Regions from separate parts of the Mus musculus genome. Here regions 1 and 2 are each linked to region 3. The links are chromatin loops, found by intact Hi-C in ENCODE. Cell type or tissue: left cerebral cortex. All regions are shown on one strand.

Evidence for each region. Peaks named below come from ENCODE experiments on the same cell type or tissue, not always from the same donor. Only the 100,000 strongest peaks of a DNase experiment are listed, where the experiment ranks them.
Region 1: it touches region 3 in a loop (7-fold over the local background); 6 of 42 quality-filtered maps call a loop at or near these places.
Region 2: it touches region 3 in a loop (4-fold over the local background); 2 of 42 quality-filtered maps call a loop at or near these places.

The regions. Positions count from the first base shown.
Region 1 is chr14:75,872,166-75,880,165 of GRCm38, forward strand. No RefSeq gene overlaps it. Among named protein-coding and RNA genes, the nearest start is that of Gm52138, 15 kb to the right of the region's middle. In left cerebral cortex, a CTCF peak has its summit at 4,327 (motif pointing right); DNase peaks (open chromatin) are centred at 2,973, 3,876 and 4,326; H3K27ac peaks cover 174 bases.
Region 2 is chr14:76,412,961-76,420,960 of GRCm38, forward strand. It overlaps Tsc22d1 (TSC22 domain family, member 1), which reads left to right and starts at 2,861. Exons shown (of 3, transcript NM_207652.3): 1 at 2,861-6,049. The coding sequence starts at 3,123. In left cerebral cortex, a CTCF peak has its summit at 3,424; DNase peaks (open chromatin) are centred at 1,690, 3,176, 3,988, 4,535 and 1 more place; H3K4me3 peaks cover 6,680 bases; H3K27ac peaks cover 3,378 bases.
Region 3 is chr14:75,959,278-75,967,277 of GRCm38, forward strand. The region is part of intron 4 of Gtf2f2 (general transcription factor IIF, polypeptide 2); the gene reads right to left. Kctd4 (potassium channel tetramerisation domain containing 4) reads left to right here. Exons shown (of 2, transcript NM_026214.3): 2 at 3,121-5,940. The coding sequence starts at 3,314. The coding sequence ends at 4,093. Among named protein-coding and RNA genes, the nearest start is that of Kctd4, 8.3 kb to the left of the region's middle. In left cerebral cortex, a CTCF peak has its summit at 3,154; DNase peaks (open chromatin) are centred at 3,190, 4,056, 4,896, 6,202 and 2 more places; H3K4me3 peaks cover 5,027 bases; H3K27ac peaks cover 5,328 bases.

The DNA of each region.
Region 1 (8,000 bases), 87 kb before region 3:
TTTTTTTGTTTGTTTGTTTGTTTGTTTTTTGTTTTTAAATAATTAAATAACCAGCACTGTTAACTGCCGAGCCATCTCTCCCCTCTCTTATTTGAGTTTAACAGCACCCAGTTCCATTGTTTCCAGTCATTTGCATGATTGCACAAATGACTCCCAGAAACTCTCCTGTCCACTGTGACCGTTCGCATAGAACAGTGTGACTTGTAACTTAAAAGATAAAATTTCCAGTGCCCAGTAAAGGAAGTGTGCAATAGTGGTGGGAAAACACGTTATAAAGCACATGTTCCAGAAGCCAGCGTGCAGAAACATCCAGCGCTTCCTATGGGCAAATCTCTACGTGAAACTGCTCCAAGGTTGTTTGTCGGGATACTAGGATGGAGGCCCAGGATTGGCAGATCTTTACAGCTTTTAGGAGATGGTAGACTTTCTCTTACAGAGTTCAGATGCTTTTGTAAATATCTATAGAATAAAAGAGGTGGCCAAGTGGCTTGTGACTTAATTAGAAAATTTGAGATATGGCAGACAATTCATAAAAAAACATCATGTTTTTTGGTTTGTTTTGGAGTATGTCAGTGTCTTTGTGAGGGTTTCCAATGCTGTGAAAACGTACACGACCAAAAGAGAGTTGGGGAGGGAAGGATGGCTTTGGCTTCTTCCTTCACTACGCAGTCTGTCGTCAGAGGAGGTCCACAGGGCAGGAATTAAGGTCAGGAACTCAGAGAGAGACCATGGAAGAATGGTGCTATGGCTTGCTCCTCCTGAATTGCTTAGCTTGCTTTTATTACACAACCCAGGACCACCTGCCTAGGGATGGGATCGCCCACAGTGGGCTGGGCCCTCCCACATCATGAAAATGCCCTAGGGACCCACGGGCAATCTGATGGGGGGTTGGGGGTTGGGTTTGTTTCTCTATCAGGGTCTAGGTTTGTGTGAAGTTGACAAAAACCAGCAGCACAATTAGGATTTTAAAACCTTGACCTTTTTGTGTGTGTGTATTTGTGTGTGATTTATTTTCTCATTCCAAATCATACAGTCTTGAACTTAGTGTTAGGTAGCCTTTTGTTGCTGTGAAAAAATACTTGAGCAAAACAGGTTAAGGGAAGGAAGCTGTGTTCTGGCTCAAGGTTTTAGTCCTTTGTGGTAGGAGGCTTCGGCATAGCCAAGAGTGAGGCGACAGGAGCCTGTGCCTGCTGTTGGGTTTCTCACTCTTTTTTTTTTTTTTTTTGGTTTTTTGAGACAGGGTTTCTCTGTGTAGCCCTGGCTGTCCTGGAACTCACTCTGTAGACCAGGCTGGCCTCGAACTCAGAAATCCACTTGCCTCTGCCTCCCAAGTGCTGGGATTCTCGGGTTGGGGTATGTGGGCACAGTGCATCCCACTCTGAGGGTGTCGCTCCCCACCTTCTTTCAGTTGATCCTTCCCGGAAACCCAGCAGACGGACGGACGTACACTTCACCGCACTTGGAGGCATCTCTCAGCCCGATGGAGTCGACAATCAAGATTAAGCACCGTTGTCTGCCCCTCAAGTCAAGTGTGACAGCCAAACATCTACTTAAACCATAACATCACACCTGCCCTGCAAGAAGCTCATTCCTATTTCACAATGCAACCTGCGGCCAGTCCATCTGGAAGGTTCCACATCATCTCAGCAGCTGGCGATTGCTCAAAAACCCAAGTTCATGGTTTCCTCGCAGATCCTGGCTGTGCGCCCAGTGTTTAAAAAGTACACATTGCTTTTTTCTTTTCTTTCTTTTTTTTTTCTTTTTGATTTCTTCAAGACAGGGTTTCTCTACGTAGCCTTGGCTGTCCTGGAACTTGCTCTGTAGACCAGGATGGCCCTGAACTCATAGAAACCCAGCTGAATGTATTTCTAACGTAGATTTCCACAGAGTGAAAATTCCTCTTCCACACGGAAGGATCGAGGCACAGAGATAGAAGGAGGAGCAGGTTCTCAGTTTGGCTGCCTACTGTTCTGGGCCTGTAGTGAGACAACACATCAGGGCAAGTGCACATGGCCTAACAAGATGCCCGTTCACGGTGGCCTGGCAGCAAAGGGAGGAAGAGGTGGAGTTAGGCTACCTTCAAGGCCACCCACTCAGGACTTAACTCTCCAATTAAACCAGCCCTCCCCCCCCCCAAAAAAAAAAGGTTCACCACTGATCTCCTGTGCTGGTTAGCCATTTGTCATTGTGACACAAACTAGAGTCATCTAGGAAGAGGGAACCTTCATTGAGAAAAAGCCTCCCTTGGATTGGCCTGTAGGCAAGTCTGTAGGGGCATCTTCTTGATTAATGGTTGATGTGGGAGGGTCGTCCCACTGGTCCTGAGTCCTGAGCAAGCCAGAAAGTAGCACGCCTCCACGATATCTGCATCAGTGCCTGCTCTACGTTCCTTCAGTGATGGCGCCATCCAAGGGCTGTAAGATGACATACCCCACCCCCCACCCCCAACACACAAGATGCTTTCTTTTGTTTACGGTGTTCATCACAGCAACTTGTTAATTGGAATGGACCAGGCTAGGGCAATTCTAAGGACGTCTCCAGTCTGCCTTTTGGGGTCCTGTGTCACAGCTGCTGGGAAACATGCTGAACACCCATGGGCTAGGAAGTGACTTGTGGCATGGTCACTCTAGAGAAAGCTCAGATCACTATTGAGCTCAGGCCCAGAGGGCTAGTAGGGAAAAGAGGTTATTGTGTGGGGGCCCGGTTCCCTGCCCCCGCCCCCCGGCTTTAAGTCTCTGGTCTTTAGAAATTCTGCCAGGCTGTGGAGAGTGGAGGGGCAGGTCCGCAGCCAGGTGCCCCCGGTGCCCTCCCTGGTCCTGGAGACTGAGCTACATTTCAAAAACCCAAACTCAAAAAGAACGCTGTCAGACCCGGGAGCCTCCTCCATCCTTCTAGCTTTCCCCATGAGCCTGGGTGGGTGGGGAGGCAACTCATCGGCTTGACATTATCCATCTCCTCCTCCTCTACTAGCGTTTTTCCGGGGACGGCAAGAAGCGGTACTGCCTGATGACAGAGAGTGGGCCACTGCGGTGGCAGCTATTTCATAAACAAGCTGGCTTTGGCCTGGAGGAGAGAGAAATGGATCCTAAAAGACTATTTGTGGTTCGCAGCACTCAGGGCTTAAAGGCCGCCTTCTGGCCTCTCTCGAGTTGAGTGATGGAGAGTTGCTTGGAAGAGGGCGCCTGCTGAGCCAAGTGGTTCTGAGATGGATGAAAATGTCAGCGTGTCCACATTGGGAGGGGCTGGGGGAAAGAAGGAAAGAGGCCAAGGGAAATCGAAAGAGCCTCTTCTTGGTACAGTGAAGTTCCTTTGTGAATCGGGAGCCCGACCCACTGTGGCTGGGGGAGCCCAGGCCTGGCCCATTGCTTAGCAATGGAACTCAATGCTGTTACTCGATGTTGCTAAAAGCCATCCAGGTGAAAACTTACAATCGAAGGCAGGTGGTAGGAGGCAAATGGCTTCGGCTGCATCTCATCGCTGAAATGCGTGGTGGCTAAGTGGAGGGGAAGGCTGTCTCGCTTCTATAAGCAGAAAGATACCAAACATTCCCCTGGGAAGGAAAGTGGATCTGTTGGGACCTTTATGTTTGGTCTAAGTCTGTTGCTAATTTATTTATATAGGTATTCAAAATAGTCAAAGTGGTTAGTATGGGTTTCTCTTGAATTTATTCTTTGTAGAGACTTAAGAACTCAGCGCCCTAACCATATAGGCGCCACCCAGAACTCTTTGTCTAAAACCCCTTGTACACACATCTGCTATTACCCCATAGTGCCTCCTGTGGCTGTCTCACTGCTGCTCTTTCTTTCCCCAAAGGAAGGAGGAAGGCAGCCACGATACAATTGTGGGGGGTTCTAGACGAGAGGGTGAACAAATTGAGACTTACTACCTGAAACCACGTCCCAGGGGTTCTGACAAGAACAAACATAGAAAAGTAAGAGATGAGTCAACTCTGGTATTCCAGCTCTCACGCAAAATCTAACAAACTTCACAATCCCTTCTCCGAGGCTTTCTAGGAGAATTAAACTGGGCAATAAGGCAGCTTATTAAAATCAGAACAACTAATAATAACCGGTGGTTTGCACTCTATCTGTATCTAGATAAACGTGGCAAGGAATGACAAAATGTCTGTAACTGAGCAAAACAGTACAGTAAGTGGCTGTTTTTCCCTTTTTGGATACCATACTTCTAGCTGCTGCATGTACTCTGTGTGTAAGAAAAAACATTTCGCCGGGCGTGGTGGCGCACGCCTTTAATCCCAGCACTCAACTCTGTATGAGCATCCTCTGTTTCAAAGGGCGGGCCCTGTCAGTTTGGATGATGTGTTTCATTAGACGGCCAGCAGAGGGAGCTCGCTTGCTACCTGAAGAATCCAAGGTAAATTGAAGCACAAAGAGGCTTGGACGGGAAGATTTCAGGGCTGGAGGCTGAAAAGGACCCTGAGACAGGGGAAGGGGAGCAGGGCGGGGCGGGGCGGAGAAGCTGAGGCTCGCTGGAACTGGACGATGGAGAGGCGCTCATGGTTGGATTTCAAATTCTTGACTTTGTTTTTAGGTCTAGTTTGCTGTTGCTTAGTGGATAACTAAGTGCTCAGCCCACCCTCTCAATTTGTCCTGCTCCTGGGGTCCTTAAGCAACGACCAGCTACAAACCATGCAACCATGAATGACGCGAGCAACCCCGAGTGTGGGGGTGTGTATCCACAGAGGAGAGCAGTGAGCGAAATATACCCCAAGTAAGCATGTGTTGCAAAGAAAAAAAAAAAAAAATCTGACTAGAGGCAGAGAAGGGGCCAGTGGATAGAGGCCGGCCCAGAGAACTGACTGCCTGAGTTCCATCCCTGGTGACAGGAGGTGACAGGAGAGAAGTAGTGACTCCAGAGGGCTGTCTTCTGACCTCCACACCTATGCCATGTCACATGGGCCTGTGCACACAAGAAAGGAAGAGAGAGGGAGAGAGAGAGAGAGAAAGAGAGAGAGAGAGAGAGAGGCAAAGGTACTTGCCACCAAGCTTTACAACTTAGTTCATCCTGAACTCACAGAGAGAAAACTGATTCTGAAAGTTATAAATTGTCTGACCTACATACATATACCATGGTACCTGCATCCCCAGTGAACACACTACACACACACACACACCACACACACACACACCACACACACACACACACACACACACACACACACACCCCATGTGAGTAAGAAAGTAAAAAGAATTCAAAGTAGGTAGCTTTTATTTTGAAATATATGCTAATTGCTTGCCTCTCGTCTAGCATGACTCACTGTATTAATTATATATTACTGTTACAAAATAACCCTCAACGGTAGTCTAGGAAACAACAAACACCATCTGTGAGTTTTGTAGGTCAGGACCTAGGGTGGTGTCAGCTTGGATCTCCCTTTTAGCTTTCAGTGAGGTATCATCTGTAATCATGTTACTGACTGGGCTAGCACAGCCACTTCTGGGATAGCTCCAGCAATTCCCCAAGCGGAAGCAGGATTGCTGAGATTGAGGTAAGCCTGGGCTACACAGTGAATTCCCAAATAAAACAAACAGAAAGAGGAAAAAAAAAAACAACAAACAAACAAACCAGCATCCCAGAGATTTAGTTCCTATGAGCACAAAGTCTCCTTCTGTGGACTAGGAGACTTCTCTCTCCCTCTCTTTCTTTTTCTTTCTTTCTCTCTCTCTCTCTTTTTTAAAGATTTATTTATTTTATTTATATGAGTACACTGTAGTTGTCTTTTTTTGTTTGTTTGTTTGTTTTGAGACAGGGTTTCTCTGTGTAGCCCTGGCTGTCCTGGAACTCACTCTGAAGACCAGGCTGGCCTCAAACTCAGAAATCTGCCTGCCTCTGCCTCCCAAGTGCTGGGATTAAAGGCGTGCGCCACCACTGCCAGGCTGTAGCTGTCTTCAGACACATCAGAAGAGGGCATCAGATCCTGTTACAGATGGTTGTGAGCCACCATGTGGTTGCTGGGAATTGAACTCAGGACCTCTGGAAGAGCAGCTCAGGAAGCAATTTCTTGGAGAGATTTGTGTTGGGAGCATGCCCTTTTTAAAAAAAAATTATTTATTATATGTAAGTACACTGTAGCTGTCTTCAGACACCCCAGAAGAAGGCATCAGATCTCATTATGGATGGTTGTGAGCCACCATGTGGTAGCTGGGATTTGAATTCAGTACCTTTGGGATAGCAGTCAGTGCTCTTAACCGCTGAGCCATCTCTCCAGCCGCCCCCCGCCCCCCCCCCCCCGCAATTTTTAAATCAAAATTTATTTTATGTGCATGTGTTTTGCCTGCATGTATATTGTGTACCACTTGAGTACCTGATGCCCTTGGAGGTCATAAGGAGACATCAGATACCTAGAACTGGTACAAACGCTTGCGGGTCAGGGAATTGAACTCAGATCCTCTGTAAGAACCACAAGTGCTCTTTAAAGTCCTGGTGAGTCCTGTCTGTAGCAAAACACAATTATTATTAAGCACATGTATTCTTCGATCATGACAACAATGTATTAAGAAGAACAAGTCGCCTGCCTTTGGCTGGGAACATTCCCCTTGTTTCTTTCTGCATGCTAATGTCATCTAGCACACGGAGAGTTATACTGCACAATGAAAATCAACACAAGTCCACGTCTGCATCACTTTTGCTGTATAATAAATAACTCAAGTCTTTCCGTGGATGACCAGACACTGGCCAACTCTGAAAGATAGCTGGGGTAATTCTTATATTATTTTTTCTCAAGGAATCAAGGTTCTAAGCCCCCCCACAATGGAGAAAGGCGATGAACTCAGTTCTAACCTGAGTGACCTTGCACGATATTAAAAGCAAAGAGAAGGGCTCCGACAATCACTCAGCAGAGAGCCTTAACTTCTGACAGCTGAGGTGGCGCTCAAGCATTAAAGAGCTGTGCCGCGGATCCCAGCACAATAGAGACTCTGCAGCACTTCTGAGAGGGAGGGGGGGGAGAGGGGAGAGGGGAGGGGGAGAGGGGGAGAGAGGGAGAGAGGAGAGGAGAGAGGAGGGAGAGGGAGAAGGGAGGAGAGAGGGGGAGGGAAAGGGAAAGGGGAGAAGGAGAGAGGGGGAGGGAAAGGGGGAGGGGAGGCAGTCAGCTTCAGGACCGCAGTGACCCTCAGTGGAAGGTGCTTGCCAGTCGAATGCTGTGTCAAGAAGGCCAAGTTTGCACTGGGCCTGGCAGTTTATCCTAAACCGGGAACCTCGCGGAGATCAGCAGGGCTCCTGCACAAGCGGACATACAGATCCACAATTCCTTCATATAGAAAAAGCATCACGCTTACTAACATCATGGAGGGAGCTGGTTGTTGTTTTTTGAGGATAAAGATTAAGATCAGAGCCTGGCGGTAGTGGCACACGCCTTTAATCCCACCACTTGGGAGGCAGAGACAGGCGGATTTCTGAGTTCTTCTGAGTTCGAGGCCAGCCTGGTCTACGGAGTGAGTTCCAGGACAGACAGGACTACATAGAGAAACCCTGTCTCAAAAAAAAAAAAAAAAAAGAAAGAAAGAAAGAAAGAAAAGAAAAGATTAAAATCAGAATAAGAACAGCTCAATAGCAGAAAATATCGAAGTGACCCCTTCCCAACAGCAAGATCTAGTGGTTTAGAGACTGTAATGGGGCTGGGGAGATGGCTCAGTCGATAAAGTCCTCACCATGTAAGTATGAGGACCTGAATTCCCTCTCCAGAAGCTGTGTTAAAAAGCAGGGCATGTAGCCGGGCGTGGTGGCGCACACCTTTAATCCCAGCACTCGGGAGGCAGAGGCAGGCGGATTTCTGAGTTCGAGGCCAGCCTGGTCTACAAAGTGAGTTCCAGGACAGCCAGGGCTACACAGAGAAACCCTGTCTCGAAAAACGAAAAGGAAAAAAAAAAAAAAAAAAAAAAAAAAAAAAAAGAAAAGATTAAAAAAAAAAAAAAAAAAAGCAGGGCATGCAAGCCGGGTGTGGTGGCACACGCCTTTAATCCCGCATTCGGGAGTCAAAG
Region 2 (8,000 bases), 450 kb after region 3:
ACCATACCCAGTGAAATGATTAAATTTGTAAAATACTCAAATGGCTTCAGTTGTTTGAAAGTACAGGTATTAACATACTGAGGCACAATGCAGTTTTATGTTTTTCAAAATGACTTATCATAATCTATTACTTCCAGAATTTGTGAGCACATACTTTTTACCTAGCAGAGAATTCTATATTAGGAAGTGGACAGGCTGGTGAAGGCTTGTAATTACAACGCTCCAGAACCTAAAGGCGGGGTACAGTGAGTTGAAGGTTACTCTTCCATCTCTATTGAGACCCTCAACTCATTTAAAAAAATCAAAATAATGTGAATTTCACCTGTTTTGTAGGGGACATGTATGAGGTGGCACGTGTGAGAGTTTGGTACAGACCAGATAAAGGATGCCAAGATGTCAACAGTATATAGGTGACATTCAAACTCTTAATGTACAGAATGAGGGGTGTTAAACTGCTGGTAACAGTTTTTGGTTTTCTGTTTGTTGGGTGTTATCCTTCAGAAACGAAATTGGTGATTTCCCGAGTCAGAGGTCTCTCTTCTGATCAATTTGTATCCCTGAAACCTAAACTAGAACAGAAACAAACCGCTCTCAAACAACCCTTTTCACCTCAGCTTAAAAAATTTCCTGGGTGAGATTTACATTCTTGGTTAGAAGCAAAGCCCTGCTTTGAGAGGTTTTGACATGTAATACTTCGGAGGCAGCTAACAGAAAATTGTCTCCAAGCAAACCTACCTAAATCCATGAAATCTAGTTTTAGTTAAAAAGAAAAAAGGGGGGGGGCACTTTACCAGTCTTTTTGCTTTTCTAGCCCTAAAAGGCATTCTTTACAAATTTCCTTTAAATTCCACTAAAACCAAGCCCTAACCTTTTACCTCTCTAAGGGCCACAGCAAGGACACAAAGACAATAAATGGCTGGAGGGAAGCTCCACCTGTTGGTTGGTTAGCTGGCAGGGCCGGCTAGCTTCTTCCCACCCGATAAGGAAGGACAGCAAGGATCACTCCCTTTTGTAAGAGCCTTCCCTTGGAGGGGCTTGGGAGATTCCCTGCAAACATCCGTGCCACATGCTAGCAGTCTCGACCCTGCCCGTCGAAGGGCGAGGGACCGCGTGGCAACTACCACCGCTCTGCACAAAAGGTACCACTGCTGTGGGGGAAGACACCCGATTCTATCGGGGCATCCCCGGAAGGGGCGAGGGCGGTGCGGGTCGAGGGGGAGGCCAGGTTGCTGCTTGGAGAAGGAGGAGGAGGAGGGTTCCGCCACGCGCCGAGGAAGAAAGCCTGACTCATGTCGTGGCAGCAGCGGAGGGCTCCTGGGAGCTGCAACTCGTGATGCTGCTGTTGCTGAGGAGAAAAGCCTCATTACCCGTTCCGCAGGCCGGGGCGGGGGAGCCACCGCCCCAGGGCGCGCACACCCGAGACCTAGCGCTCCGCACCCGCCTCGCCGCCGGGGTCCGCGTGGGAGACAGCAGCGGACACGCCTAACCTGCGCGCACGCGCGCGGCGTGGTTCCCCCCCCCCCTCCCAGCCCCACCCCAGCCTCTCCACGCGACCCGGATTCGCTCGCTCGCGCGCCCGAGTGCCCCACCCCCCACCGCCCTCCGGCGTCGGCGACTCCGCCGGCCTTCGGTAATTTCCGTGGGAGACGGAGCCGAGAGCTCGGCGCGGACCGAAGACAGGCCACCTCCCCTGGTCAGACCCGGCTTTATGTCTGCAGCGCCGGCGCGCACGCGCAGACGCCATCTTCCCTCCTCTCCTCCACGACCCCTCCCCCCTGCCACCTCCTCCTCCTCCTTCTCCTCGGTCAGAGCTCGACCCTCCTCCTCTCGCGCTGGGGCGCTGGTCCCTCCTCTCTTGATGCCGCGAGAGACCAGGGGATACGGAGCAGCCCGAGAAGAGCACTAGTAACAACCATCACAGCCCCCTCCTCGCCCGACGCCCTCCCACTCCCCCGCCCCGCGCCGCCACCGACCAACCCCACCTCTCATTTCTTTGAACGGCGTCGGCTGCAGCCGCTGCACCAGCCCCGTCTGGCCGCCACCGCCGCGAAAAGGAGCCACCGCCGCCCGCGGCCCCCTCCCTCCCTCTCTCCCTCCCTCCCGGTCGCGGGAGCAGCTCGGTGCCGAACCAGCCGGCGGGCCGAGAAGAGGACGCGAGCTCGCCCCTCCGCTCCCGCGCACGTCCCGCCGCCCGCCGGAGCAGCCCGGGCGCCGGCGCCCTTCCTCTCCGAGGACGTGTGGCGAGCCGAGCGCCTGCCCCGAGGGAGGAAAATGCTCGGGCTCCATGGCTGCCAGTGATGGAGCGGTCCCTGGGCTCCCGCTGCTGCTGCCGCCACCGCCGCCGCCGCCGCGCCCCGGCCGCGCTCCGCGAGGATCCGGCGTCTCTGCGCGCCCGCCCGCGCCTCGTTGCTGGGCTCACCGTACCGGGCGCCCCGCCACCGCCCCGCTCGCAGCCGCGCCGCCCGGGCCCCAGCCGCGGCCAGCCTTTCCTCCCGGAGCAGCCGTCGCGAGCCCAGGGGGTTTGAGAGGGGCCGCGGGCCGTGGGGGGAGGCCCGAGCGGGGCCGGCCGCGCCGGCAGGGGAGGTTGGAGCGACGCTGAGCTCAGGGCTCGCCGGCGGCCGCGGCGCCGGGGGTGGCGAGGGCCGGGGCGACCGCTCGCTCCGCGCTGCCTCGGTGCAGGACGAGCGGAGGGGCTTTTGCAGCGGCCGTCGCCGCGGGAGGAGGGGGTTGAGCTGGCTCCGGAGTTGGCCAAAGAAGGTGGGCATTTCTCGCTTCTCCTCGCCTCCCCCGCCCCCTCCTGGGCTCCCCTCCCTCCCGCCCCGCACCCCACGTGAAGCGGAATATAAAGGGGGGTGTGTGACTGGAGGGGGAAGTGAATGGCGAAGGACTGAAGGGGTCCCCCTTCGGTTCCCCAGCCACCTGGTTCACCCGGTTCATCCTCCCTTCCCGAAGTTAGCCCTCGAAGGCACGAGCAGCCGGCGCCTTCGGCAGAGGAGGAGGAGGAGGAGGGATCGCGTCGGGCGGAGCTTCAGGTCCTGTTCGTCTCTCCGGCTTCTCCATACAAAGATTACGGTGCAGAAGGAAATTGCACTTGCCTCCTCCGCCCCCCGGTACCCAGCACAATGCACCAGCCGCCGGAGTCCACCGCCGCGGCGGCCGCTGCTGCAGACATTAGTGCTAGGAAGATGGCGCACCCGGCAATGTTCCCTCGAAGGGGCAGCGGTGGTGGCAGCGCCTCTGCTCTCAATGCAGCAGGTACGGGCGTCAGTGGTGCTGCTCCATCTTCTGAAGATTTTCCTCCTCCTTCGCTGCTCCAGCCGCCGCCTCCTGCTGCATCTTCCACGCAGGGACCCCAGCCTCCGCCTCCACAAAGCCTGAACCTCCTCTCGCAGGCTCAGCTGCAGGGACAGCCTCTTGCGCCAGGCGGAACTCAGATGAAAAAGAAAAGTGGCTTCCAGATAACTAGCGTTACTCCGGCTCAGATCTCTGCCAGCATCAGCTCCAACAACAGCATCGCGGAGGACACCGAGAGCTACGACGATCTGGATGAGTCGCACACGGAAGATCTCTCCTCTTCCGAGATCCTCGACGTCTCCCTTTCCAGGGCCACTGACTTAGGTGAGCCTGAACGAAGCTCCTCAGAGGAGACTCTGAATAACTTCCAGGAAGCTGAGACACCTGGGGCAGTCTCTCCTAACCAGCCCCACCTTCCTCAGCCTCATTTGCCTCACCTTCCACAACAGAACGTTGTGATCAATGGGAATGCCCATCCCCACCACCTCCATCATCACCATCACCCTCATCATGGGCACCACCTTCACCATGGGCACCATCATTCATCACATGCTGCTGTGGCCGGTCCATCCATTCCCGGAGGGCCACCCTCGAGCCCAGTGTCCAGGAAACTCTCTACAACTGGAAGTTCTGATGGTGGTGTGCCAGTCGCACCTCCTCCTGCAGTACCATCGAGTGGCTTACCAGCATCAGTGATGACGAACATCCGTACTCCAAGTACTACAGGAAGCCTAGGTATAAATTCGGTTACTGGCACGAGCGCTACGAATAATGTTAACATTGCTGCTGTGGGTAGTTTCAGTCCCAGTGTGACGAACAGCGTGCATGGTAATGCTAATATAAATACAAGCAATATCCCTAATGCTGCTAGCATAAGTGGTGGGCCTGGAGTTACCAGTGTTGTTAATTCGAGTATCTTGAGTGGCATGGGCAATGGTACCGTTTCTTCCTCTCCTGTTGCTAACAGTGTCCTTAATGCAGCTGCAGGTATCACTGTGGGAGTGGTTTCCAGTCAGCAGCAGCAGCAGCAGCAGCAGCAACCAACAGTTAACACATCGAGGTTCAGGGTTGTGAAGTTAGACTCTACTTCTGAACCCTTTAAAAAAGGTCGATGGACTTGCACAGAATTCTATGAGAAGGAAAACGCTGTGCCAGCTACAGAAGGCGTGGCCGTCAATAAAGTGGTGGAGACGGTGAAGCAAACCCCCACGGAAGCATCGTCCTCGGAGAGGGAGAGCACTAGTGGGAGTTCTGTGAGCAGTAGTGTGAGCACACTGAGTCACTACACGGAGAGTGTGGGAAGTGGAGAGATGATGGGAGCCCCGGCTGTGGTGGCGCCGCAGCAGCCGCCGCTACCACCAGCGCCTCCAGGTCTTCAAGGTGTGGCTCTCCAACAGCTAGAGTTCAGTAGCCCTGCTCCACAGAGTATTGCGGCGGTTAGTATGCCACAGAGTATTTCTCAGTCACAGATGTCACAAGTACAGTTACAGCCTCAAGAGTTGAGCTTTCAGCAGAAGCAGACTCTTCAGCCTGTCCCTCTGCAAGCCACCATGAGTGCCGCAACTGGTATCCAGCCTTCCCCTGTCAGCGTGGTCGGCATCACGGCGGCTGTAGGTCAGCAGCCTTCTGTTTCCAGCCTGGCTCAACCGCAGCTGCCATATTCTCAGACAGCTCCTCCCGTGCAAACTCCTCTTCCAGGGGCACCACCCCAGCAGTTACAATATGGGCAGCAGCAACCAATGGTTCCTGCGCAGATAGCCCCAGGCCATGGCCAGCCAGTGACTCAAAATCCAACTTCAGAGTATGTGCAGCAGCAGCAGCAGCCAATATTTCAAGCAGCATTGTCCTCTGGGCAGTCCAGTTCCACGGGCACGGGGGCAGGAATATCAGTGATTCCTGTGGCTCAGGCACAGGGGATCCAGCTGCCAGGGCAGCCCACAGCAGTACAAACACAACCTGCAGGGGCGGCTGGGCAGCCCATTGGCCAGGCTCAAACAGCAGTGTCCACTGTACCAACTGGCGGTCAGATTGCAAGTATCGGTCAACAGGCAAACATACCCACTGCAGTACAGCAGCCCTCTACCCAAGTTACACCTTCAGTTATTCAGCAAGGTGCTCCTCCATCTTCACAAGTAGTCCTACCTGCTCCAACCGGGATCATTCATCAGGGAGTTCAAACCCGTGCTTCAAGCCTTCCACAACAATTGGTCATTGCACCCCAGAGTACCTTGGTAACTGTGCCTCCCCAGCCACAGGGAGTAGAAACCGTGGCCCAAGGGGTTGTTTCCCAGCAGTTGCCCACAGGCAGTCCTCTGCCCTCTGCTAGCACTATTTCTGTTACAAATCAGGTTAGTTCAGCCGCTCCTTCTGGAATGCCTTCTGTCCCAACAAACTTAGTTCCACCACAGAATATAGCACAACCCCCAGCCACCCAAAATGGCAGTTTGGTTCAAAGTGTTAGTCAATCTCCCTTGATAGCCACTAACATAAATTTGCCTTTGGCACAACAGATACCACTAAGTTCTACTCAGTTCTCTACACAATCATTAGCTCAGGCCATTGGAAGCCAAATGGAAGATGCCAGGCGCCCAGCGGAGCCCTCCTTAGGCGGCTTACCTCAGACTATGAGTGGTGACAGTGGGGGAATGTCAGCAGTTTCAGATGGGAGTAGCAGCAGCCTAGCAGCCCCTGCTTCTCTCTTCCCGTTGAAGGTGCTACCGCTGACAACACCCCTGGTGGATGGCGAGGACGAGAGGTAAGATCACGTGCTTCTGCAGCCATCGGGCAGTTCCAAGTTAATCTCTCAAGTAGCAATACAATACGTGTGGGTGCAGTTAGTCTGAAGATATATATATACACACATATATATGTACATATATACACACATATACATATATACATATGTATATATACCTACACCTTTTCGTTTGCATGTGAGAAGTGCATATTCATGGTAAGTTTCCCAGAGGAAGAATGTCACGGAATGGTTTCAGAGTGGTTGGGAGGCAGACTAGGTTATGACAGTAATGTTCACGGTAGTTATAAAGTGTAAGTGTATATGCCAAATAGACTTGGGGCTACCAGGTAGCTTTTATTAGTTATAAAGTGCTTTTGAGAAGATTATGAAAAGCGGCTTACCTTTTGTTACCCCACGAAATAGTTAAAGCTATTCTTTGGAGCTACTAGAATCTTTATGGTGATTTCTTGTTGGGGGTGTGGTTGCCACGTCTGTTCTTGCGGTACAGCCCTTTTCTTTCCTAGTATGTTTGATCTCACGCTGTGAAAGATACAGTTACCTGCTTGCCCTCCTAAGGCACTGTGGGAAAGATGACCTAATCTGGGTGATATAGGCTGCCCTCAGACTGTTGTTAGCTTCTGTAAACTCTGTCGGAACAGAAGAGGAATGTGCGCCTTAAAGCGTATTTTCCAAGGGCAGAATACCTACATTTATCCTTGGTAGTCAGTAATGCTGTACAGTCTTGTCTTCTGATAGTAGATAAAAGTGGTAGCCATTTTAAAGAGTGAGGTCAGTCTTACAAGGGCTGATTTTATACTGGTTATCTGTCCCACCTGTTTTCTCTTCTCGCCAAAAGACAGACAGGCTAAAAGGCAGTATTAGGCCAGCATTTTTTTTTTTTCCAATTATGCTGGAAATAATATGCTAAATCACACTTGTGAGTCAGACTGTGAACTTTGATTTTATATTACTTTAAGATTCTTTCTTTTTTTTTTTTTTAAAAAAAGGAAAGTTCTTTTTGCAAGTTTGCCAGTATATATAAACAGAGAAGTATAGTAGTTGTAAAAAGACTTCTTTTTCACTGAAGTTTTGAAAAAACATTTAAGATAGTTAATTATTTTAGGATTTTTTTTTTGAGATATTTGACATTAAACTTTCAACTATTCTAGTTGAAACATTTATATTCTATTTGTATATTTGTGGGTTTACTTTGAAAAACTGAAAATGTTGCAAAAGAGTTTTATAAAGAGAAAACAAGGCCATGTGTTCTGGTGAAGTTTTCACTATTTTTTTCCCAAGTCATTTAACATTGAAACAGGTGAAAATACTTTTTTAGTTTTTTTGTTTTTCTAATAGTCATATACTTAAATTTTGTTACTAACTAAATGTAGTCCTTACCCTCCTACAAAAGTACCTCACAAGATGGACTGTTTCGTGCAATTATAACTATTGTTCAACCTTTAATTTTATCTTTATCATTCTGATCCTCACCTGTAATTTTAGTTTAAGGAACTATTTACTCTAATTTTTTTGTTTCCTAAACCAAAAGGGTGTGAACTGAGTGAAGTTCCTTGTTAAAATAACTATATAATACAGATGTCAACCTAAGATGTGAAAGACAGATGACATAGAGACATGACATTACCACACACTGGTAACAAACCTGGGAAGGTTTTCTTAATTACTGTCTGTGAGCTCCTGGGAGGGCTTCCTCCTTTGTTTTTCCTCCTGTTGGTAGGGAGATGGCAGGCCTGGGAAGACCTGCTGTCCACAGTTAAGTCAGAGGATACTGCACACTGGTTTTTATCCGTAGAGTGAATCCCAGTGTGAGAGTGCAGAGCAGTTTCCTAAACAGATGCGTAGTGACTGAGGTCAAGGCGGGTCAGGAGTCACTGGGGTAGAGCTGTGTTCCAGGGAAGCACTGGGAAGCAATTGTCTGCAGTAACCAACGGAAGCAGTCCTCAGACGG
Region 3 (8,000 bases):
GCATGAATGACACATTCACTCACTTGCTTTTCTGGCCAGGGATTGTGCCCATGAGTTCCAGGAAGATTCAGGTCCTCTGCAGAGTGTGAGTGATGCTGTGGGCAGTTAGCTGACACTGTACTTGTGTCAGTACTAGTCTGTCCCAAGGAAACAGCCAATGCTAATTGGTATTTCAAACACAACTAACCTTGGCATGCAAACAGAACTAAACTCACATGAACATTTTTTTATTCAGTGGTGTTTTATTTTTAAATAAACAAAAAGGCTAACATAAAATATTCATAGGGAGTAAGTATCAAGCAGTATGAATGCCACTCACAGCCAATGCTTTAACCCTCATTATGAAGAGGGACTATGAAGAAACAAGGGACACGGCAGATAAGAAACTGGGCTTGTAAAAGCAGTGAAGTCAAAGCACAGATCAATACCCTGGAAACAGAATAGGAGCCACGGTCAGAGGAACCGACGGTCAAGCACAGATCGACAGCCCTAGCTGTTTTCACCTTTTCTTTCTAAAGTCACGGAACTCACCATTTCAAAGGAGAGAGCAATACAAGCAAATGTGAAAATAAGTAAAAGTTCTGGCAGGGATACAGAATGTGAAGACAAGGTGTCTTTCTGTTAATGGAAGCTCCTAAAACCACTGCTGTTCCCTGAAATGCAATGGACCTCACAGAAGAGGGATCTGCTGAGTCTGGGGACATTAGCCTCTTCCTGTAGCTGTCAATCAGGAGGGAGCTTCCTCTCATGTTACAACATACAGAACCTGCATATATTTTAATTATGTCCTATGTTGATCACTTCCCATTGGTAGAAAAGATGGAAATTCCTTCCATTATTAGCCTTGAATAAATTCTGCCTTTTACAGACAGTAGATGAGCATTACCTACCACATAATGGGAAGTAGTCCCACAAATTGGTTAGGCATTGGGCTTAACTATAGGAAACACTCAAATGAGTGACTGATTTAAATTCTCAAAGCTGCTGGAGGGCTCTTTTTATAAGGTTCGTGATTATGGTGTCTAAGAGGTTATCTCTCTATGTTGTTTTCCGAGTTTTTTTTTTTTTTTAATTTATTTTGAAATGGAACATTACTATACAGCCTAGGATATCCTTAAACTCAGGATCTTCTGGCCTCAACTTTTGGGAGCTGCAGATAAGTGCATGCAAGTATTACCATTTCAAGTGTGCTCCAACTCTTAGGAAATCAGGCCTTTTCACAAGGATGCCTCCCTGACTACAGTAGATGAGATGCTCTTTAGTTGGAGGCAAAGGCATCTAGCAGTCAATCTTTGATGCACGGCTTCGGCTCCTCCTGTGATAGAAATTGCTGGACTGCCTAATTCTACTCTGTCCCTGTAGTGAAGCAGGGAAACAAAGTCATATAAACAGGAACTGTCTCTGATATTGTCACCAGCACTAGTACATAGTTTTAGAGCTAACTGATTACCTACAATAAGCATCCATCACAGATAAATAGAAGAGTCCACACAAGCCAAGCTGGCACTCCATGAAGGCAATCATGTGGCTGAAATGGCAGTGATATGGATGAGGTGGCATGCATCAGATGTCAGTTTCCTTTCTTAAGATGCTAGACAGCAGACAAGACACAAAAGGGAAGTCTTGTATAGTAACAAAAACTCCCTGATTTCTGAACTGGTACCTTCCAACCAACAACTATTCAGTTCTTAAAATAAGTCACACCCATAGTCAAACTTCATTCTAACACTAATACACACACACACACACACACACACACACACACACACACACACACACACCCTCTGTCAGAATGTCAGAGCACATTCTCCTTAAATGCTACAGGGCTGAGAGGTTCTATCAAAGCAGTTACAAAACCCAGGTAAAACACTAAAAGCTCTCTGGAACGAAATTTCATCTTTGGTAAAGAAGCTGAATCTCATCTTTCCACTAAAAAATGATTGTGCCTTAGATTTCTAGTCCAATTTCAATTCATTTTTGAAAACCTCAGTATTAATGTTAATTTATTATCTGCTAAAGAATATATAGTTTAAAAATATCTAATGAAAATGTAACCCTATTTACAGAAAATAAAAGTTGGGCATTTTAAAAAGAGAAACTATTTTAATACCTTTAACAAGATATACATAATTTTAAAATAACATTAACTCAACAGAAATATAAGTGACTTTCATATAAAAGCCAAGCCCTTACAACAGAGTTCCTCAGGGTAATTTAGTAGACAGGTTGCTCAAGTAATGCATACTGGAAACACACCCAGATTTCTATATCTGGGGCTCTGATTCTAAAAGTATAAGCTCAGAATCCTAAAATGCTCTGGAAGGCATTTTTAAAGACGAAGGGACAGGAATGCATTCAACTCACACTATTCTGTCACTCTCTGTGAGACAACAAGTAAACCCGAACTTGCCCACGACACTATAACAGAGTAGGCATGTAGAATCAGCTTTCTCTCTGAATGTACATGGCTACATGGCTATAGCCTTCTCTGCAGCACTGAAGCAGGGTAAAATGAGCTCATGGATTTCTTACAGGAAATTGTAACTAACAAAATGTGAATGAATACTACAAAACCAGTCTACATGACTTTTTTCAACTTTTTAGTAAAAAAAATAAGTAAATAAACAACCTTGTATGAAAAGAAGTTATGCAAACTTCTTCTCATTTAACAAAGAGACCCAAATCCAAAACACATACAAATTCAACTAAATTCAAATTCAGTGTCACAACAGCAAGCCTAAATACTTTTGTCTGGGTCTACAACACTGCAAACACTATACTTTTATAGGAAAAAAATCTATATGCTAGTTTCTTTCACCTTAGGACTCCTATTATGATTTATTTGAAATAATACCAGTGCAACACATTCTATTTCCAAAAGGTGACAGTGTAACTCAGTATTAGTCTAATGACTTACACTAAGCAATGCCTTAGACCTTTAGAAATGGACAGAAATTCTTATTTACCTGGGAATTAAAGTGGAGTGGCAGTTTGTTAGAGGAAAGTCAATTTGCCCTGAATACGTCTCCTTTACTCATAAAATAGACATAGAAATCCTTTTGCAACAAATCCCTTCCCTGATACAGTTAAATGCAAATTCTCTTTTCCGTCTTACTCCAGAAAGCTCCTGCATGCATAGCTGACACGCCACCTACTGCAAAACCCAGCTGCCAGCGCAGGCGGTGCTACCAGCATTTCATTGCATCGCCAGGCTGGGAAGGAATAAAGGCGTGCTTGTGTGGTAGTGTTTCTTTTTTAAAAGGAAAAAAAAATCTCCAAGCCAAGAAGAACAAGCTGAAATAGCATCTTGAAAATGGAGCGTAAAATAATCAGAAGAGAAAAGGAAAGGGAGTACGAAGGGAGGCACAACAGCGTGGAAGATGCCGAGCAAGGCAAGAACTGCAAATCCACGCTGATGACCCTCAACGTTGGTGGATATTTATATATTACTCAAAAGCAGACACTGACCAAGTACCCAGACACTTTCCTTGAAGGTATCGTAAATGGGAAAATCCTCTGTCCATTCGATGCTGATGGCCATTACTTCATAGACAGGGACGGGCTTCTCTTCAGGCATGTCCTAAACTTCCTACGAAATGGAGAACTTCTACTACCCGAAGGATTTCGAGAAAATCAACTTCTTGCTCAAGAAGCAGAATTCTTCCAGCTCAAGGGGCTGGCAGAGGAGGTGAAATCCAGGTGGGAAAAAGAACAGCTGACCCCCCGAGAGACTACTTTCTTGGAAATAACAGATAATCACGATCGCTCACAAGGACTGAGAATCTTCTGTAATGCTCCTGATTTCATATCAAAAATAAAATCTCGCATTGTTCTGGTATCCAAAAGCAGGCTGGATGGGTTTCCAGAGGAGTTCTCTGTGTCGTCAAATATCATTCAATTTAAATACTTCATCAAGTCTGAGAACGGCACTCGACTTGTACTAAAGGAAGACAACACCTTTGTCTGCACCTTGGAAACTCTTAAGTTTGAGGCCATAATGATGGCTTTAAAATGTGGGTTTAGACTGCTGACTAGCCTGGACTGCTCCAAAGGGTCAATTGTTCACAGCGATGCACTTCATTTTATCAAGTAATTACCTGTCTCATGAACAAAGGCAACAAGCATGCAGCCAGCAAGCTTCAGAAGCCACAGAATCAAAGGCATCCCAAACAACGTGCCCAGCCAGCTAGTCCAGAGCCCGGCTGCTAAGCAAGTACTGTGAGCTAACGGTATGTAAATCTATCACTAAAGATGTCCTTCTCTGGGGTGTTCTGCCATCACATTTCCACCGACAGTGAAGCTGTGGTCTTCTAAACTGTAAATAAAGACAATGCTTTTGCTATTTATTTTTTTTTTTTTTTCCCTTAAGCTGTCTTTCAATGAGAATGTCTTGGGTACTTCATCTATCATTCACTACTGCAAATGCTAACAACATACGATTCAAAATCTTTTCTACTTAAGAGCAAAAATCCATGAAGAAGATGAACTGGTTTATAAAATAAACATGGAGAGCAAAATAAATGTACAGAGCTACCTAAAGCAGGGGTAACAGTGAATCAAAATGTGACTGTAAAACACATTCGAGCTACTGATTTGACTTTTAAAATAGCAGGCACCAAAAGCTTTATTATAGCTCCTGTATTTCATACTAGAATTATGGCTAAATTGATATTTTGCTGAAAATTTCTAGGAAACTGCTTGATAACAATAAAAAATAAATAAAAGCATTGCTAGCTTCTCTGCTTGTATTAATGATTGCAATAAAAGTTACATGTGTCACTTTAAAAACGAATAGTACCACTTGATGACTGTGCACGGTATTCTGCATTCATGCAATTAACTGTCAGGCTATTGCGCCTTGCTGATCAGCAAGGGACAGAAATTAGCCACCACTTTCCAGTACAGCACAGCATGGGTGGCCTGGTCCCAGCTGAGTGCAGGGTGTGCGAACGGAAGAGCCTATTTCACAATCACTCTATGCTCAGTTTTCAAGCTCAAAATGTTAAATGAACATTATTTAACAACACTCTTAGAGAAGAACTTTACTGATCTTTTAAAATCTTTTATGTAAAAAAAAGTCCTTCAAAATTTCATACTAAAACCTAACAAAGTCACCACCACCAACTACTCAATTTCCGTTCTGCTACACTAAAATATCTGTTCTGATGCTAAACCTCAAAATCACAAAGTTGTGCGGATTATTTCTATTTCATGCTAACATTTACAGAAATTTTAAACTTTATTTTATGAATGGCTGTTTAAGGACTATTCTCCTAGCTAAACTCTAAATGTGAGTGCCCACTTATGTTGCAAAGAGCACCTGCACCACTCCTGTGGCTTCACCTACATCATTCCTAATAGTTTCTAAGAACAAATTGTCTTAAGTTTAAAATAAACAAGCTGGAAGTGGTGATTCATGTTTGAATCCTTCCAGTTGAGGCAGGAGGATTAACACATGTTTGAGGCCAGCAAGGGTTACTATGTGAGGCTCTATCTCAAAAAAAGCAAAAAGAAAAAAAAAGGAGGCAGGGAAGCAATCATGGAAACTAACAACTATAATCCAACCTTATTAAATAAACCAAATAACCTGTTGATTATCTTGGCTGAGTTTAAATAGTTAATCATATATTATAACATTTTGGTTACATATAAAATTTAGAATGAGGCTCACTATTAATTATTATTAACTATAACTGACTTTTACTTACAAAATCTAAGGTAATATAAAAGTTGCCTATACAGACTAAAAGAAATAAATCCTTTAAAGGTACTGTGCAAACAAAGTCCTTCAAAAATTTATACTAAAACAACACTCAATGTCAACTACATACTTTTCTCAGATGTCACATTAAGAAAAAAAATGCTTTGCCTTATGTATCAAATTTTCTTAATGAGCTATATATGGCTTAATCAGGACTTACAGGGACTATTGAAACAATTAAAAAAAAAAAACTGTACAATTGCCAGTGGCTGCTATTCAACTGTTTATATACCCCCCAGACTAGGGGCTGACTTTTCCTTGGCATTTGGACTTGGTAATGAAAAAAAATTGGTAGTGATTTAATGTCAGAGTCAAGTTTTTTCTCTCCCAAGATTTCAGTGCAGATAATAAAGACGCACTGACATAATGTGTCACTGGAGACGCAGCTGAGCCAGTCTCAGATCTGCAAGAAAGGCTTCCCATGATTTCACAAGGGAATTTAGTTTCTCATAACCAAGTTTATTACTGTTGTTATGAACTACCAAAGGAATCTGATGCATGTTTATGTAGTTCTTTAAATGAATATTCACATCTGGATTTAAGCCCTCAAAGTATAAGGCACCATACTGATCTACAACCATTAGTAGTTGACAGGAAGTGCATCTTTGCAAATTAAAAATTAACTGTATTTACAGATTCAAGCACCTAAATGTTGTGTTGTAGGTATGCAGAAAATGTCTAGTTTTAAATTTGTTAGTTTTCTAAAACATTTACAGGGATCTTTCTAAGATATCTTGATCTGTTCTAACAGGCCAAGAGCAAAGCTTCCCTGACCGTTCTGTTTCAATGACTGTGTAGTTTCTCTCATAAGCAAATGGTATAAAGAACTCATCAGTGTCTCTTCACCTCTTAAAGGAAGGTGGCAAAGGTTGTTACTACACTTCCAGGACCTGCACATACATTTGCCTGTATTTGGACCTAGCCCATGCAATGACTCTTGCACCCAACTTTAAAATATGAAAAACAAATATGTATTTATGGCTTTCTGCTGTACTGTAAAATGTGTCTGTGTAGCATGAAGAATGAATGAAACATAAGCCCTCAAATAATAAAAAGCAGATGACTCTATCCCAGCCTACAGATGAAAATACCGAATAAGCTTGTTCCAGTGTTTCTCTGAAATCTTAAGTGCTACTTATAAGGCACTACTAATAAAAAGGTAACATTCATTAAGTTCTTGTTGTCTGGTTTCGTTTTGAGGCAGGGCCTTACCCTGTAGGCTAGGCTGGCCTCAAACTCCTGATGGCCTTCCTACCTTGAGCTTCCTAGAGCTGGGTTACAGGTGTGAGTGACTGGGGCAGCCTTGACGTGTTTTACTGTATGCAAGTATCAAGCTAGATATCTCAATTACTCCTCAGGCAAAAGGACAGTCACTCATCTTCTTACAGATGACAGAGAAAGAAAGGTTAAGATCCCCCCTATTTCTCACACAGTTAGCAAGAAGCCAAGGTCCACAGCCCAGGTTTAGTGGTTCCAGCTGCAGCAGCAAATGCTCTGAGAATTGGATCACTCAGATCCTCAGTACCTAACCTAGAACTTGGCACAAAACAGACATTTACATTCATAACTCAATGTGAATACAAAATACCAGATACTGTCTGTCTGTCTTGTACACCTTCACAATGCAAGTATTCTAAAAATGTTAAGTGAAAAATTGAATTTTGGAATATCAAATAACTTTTTTTAAGCAAATAACATTTTTAATGTCATGTCGTCATTTAAAGAACATGAGGTGAATCATCCCTTTCACAGACTAAAGAATACCCAAATTTGTCTATTTATGAATCTACATTTTTTACATATTAGATTCGCTGAAAAGATTAATCATTTAGAGGCTGCATTAGCTGTATTATGAAAAAGTATTTTTCTTATATTATGAGCAAAACATGCTCAAATAAAATTCTCTTGAGTTCTGGAATGAGATTCTATTAACTTCTACAAACGAGCTCAGAGGATGGTAAGTCAGTAAATCTTTTCAAACTCTAACCTCCTCATGAGGAAGTTTAAAGCGTGCGTTGTGTGTAAAGCACGTTAGTTCAGCCTTTCAGGAGAAGTGTTAATAACCTTACCGGGTGCAAGGACATTCTCTAAAGTCACAAGCGTCAGCCAGGTGACGCGCAGGGCCGCACCTAAGTTATGCTTCTGACTTACACTTTCTTATGAGGTAAAGTGAGTTATTTTAAGACCAAAACATACAAAAAAAAAAACAAAACCACATGATTCTCTTCAGACTTTCTAG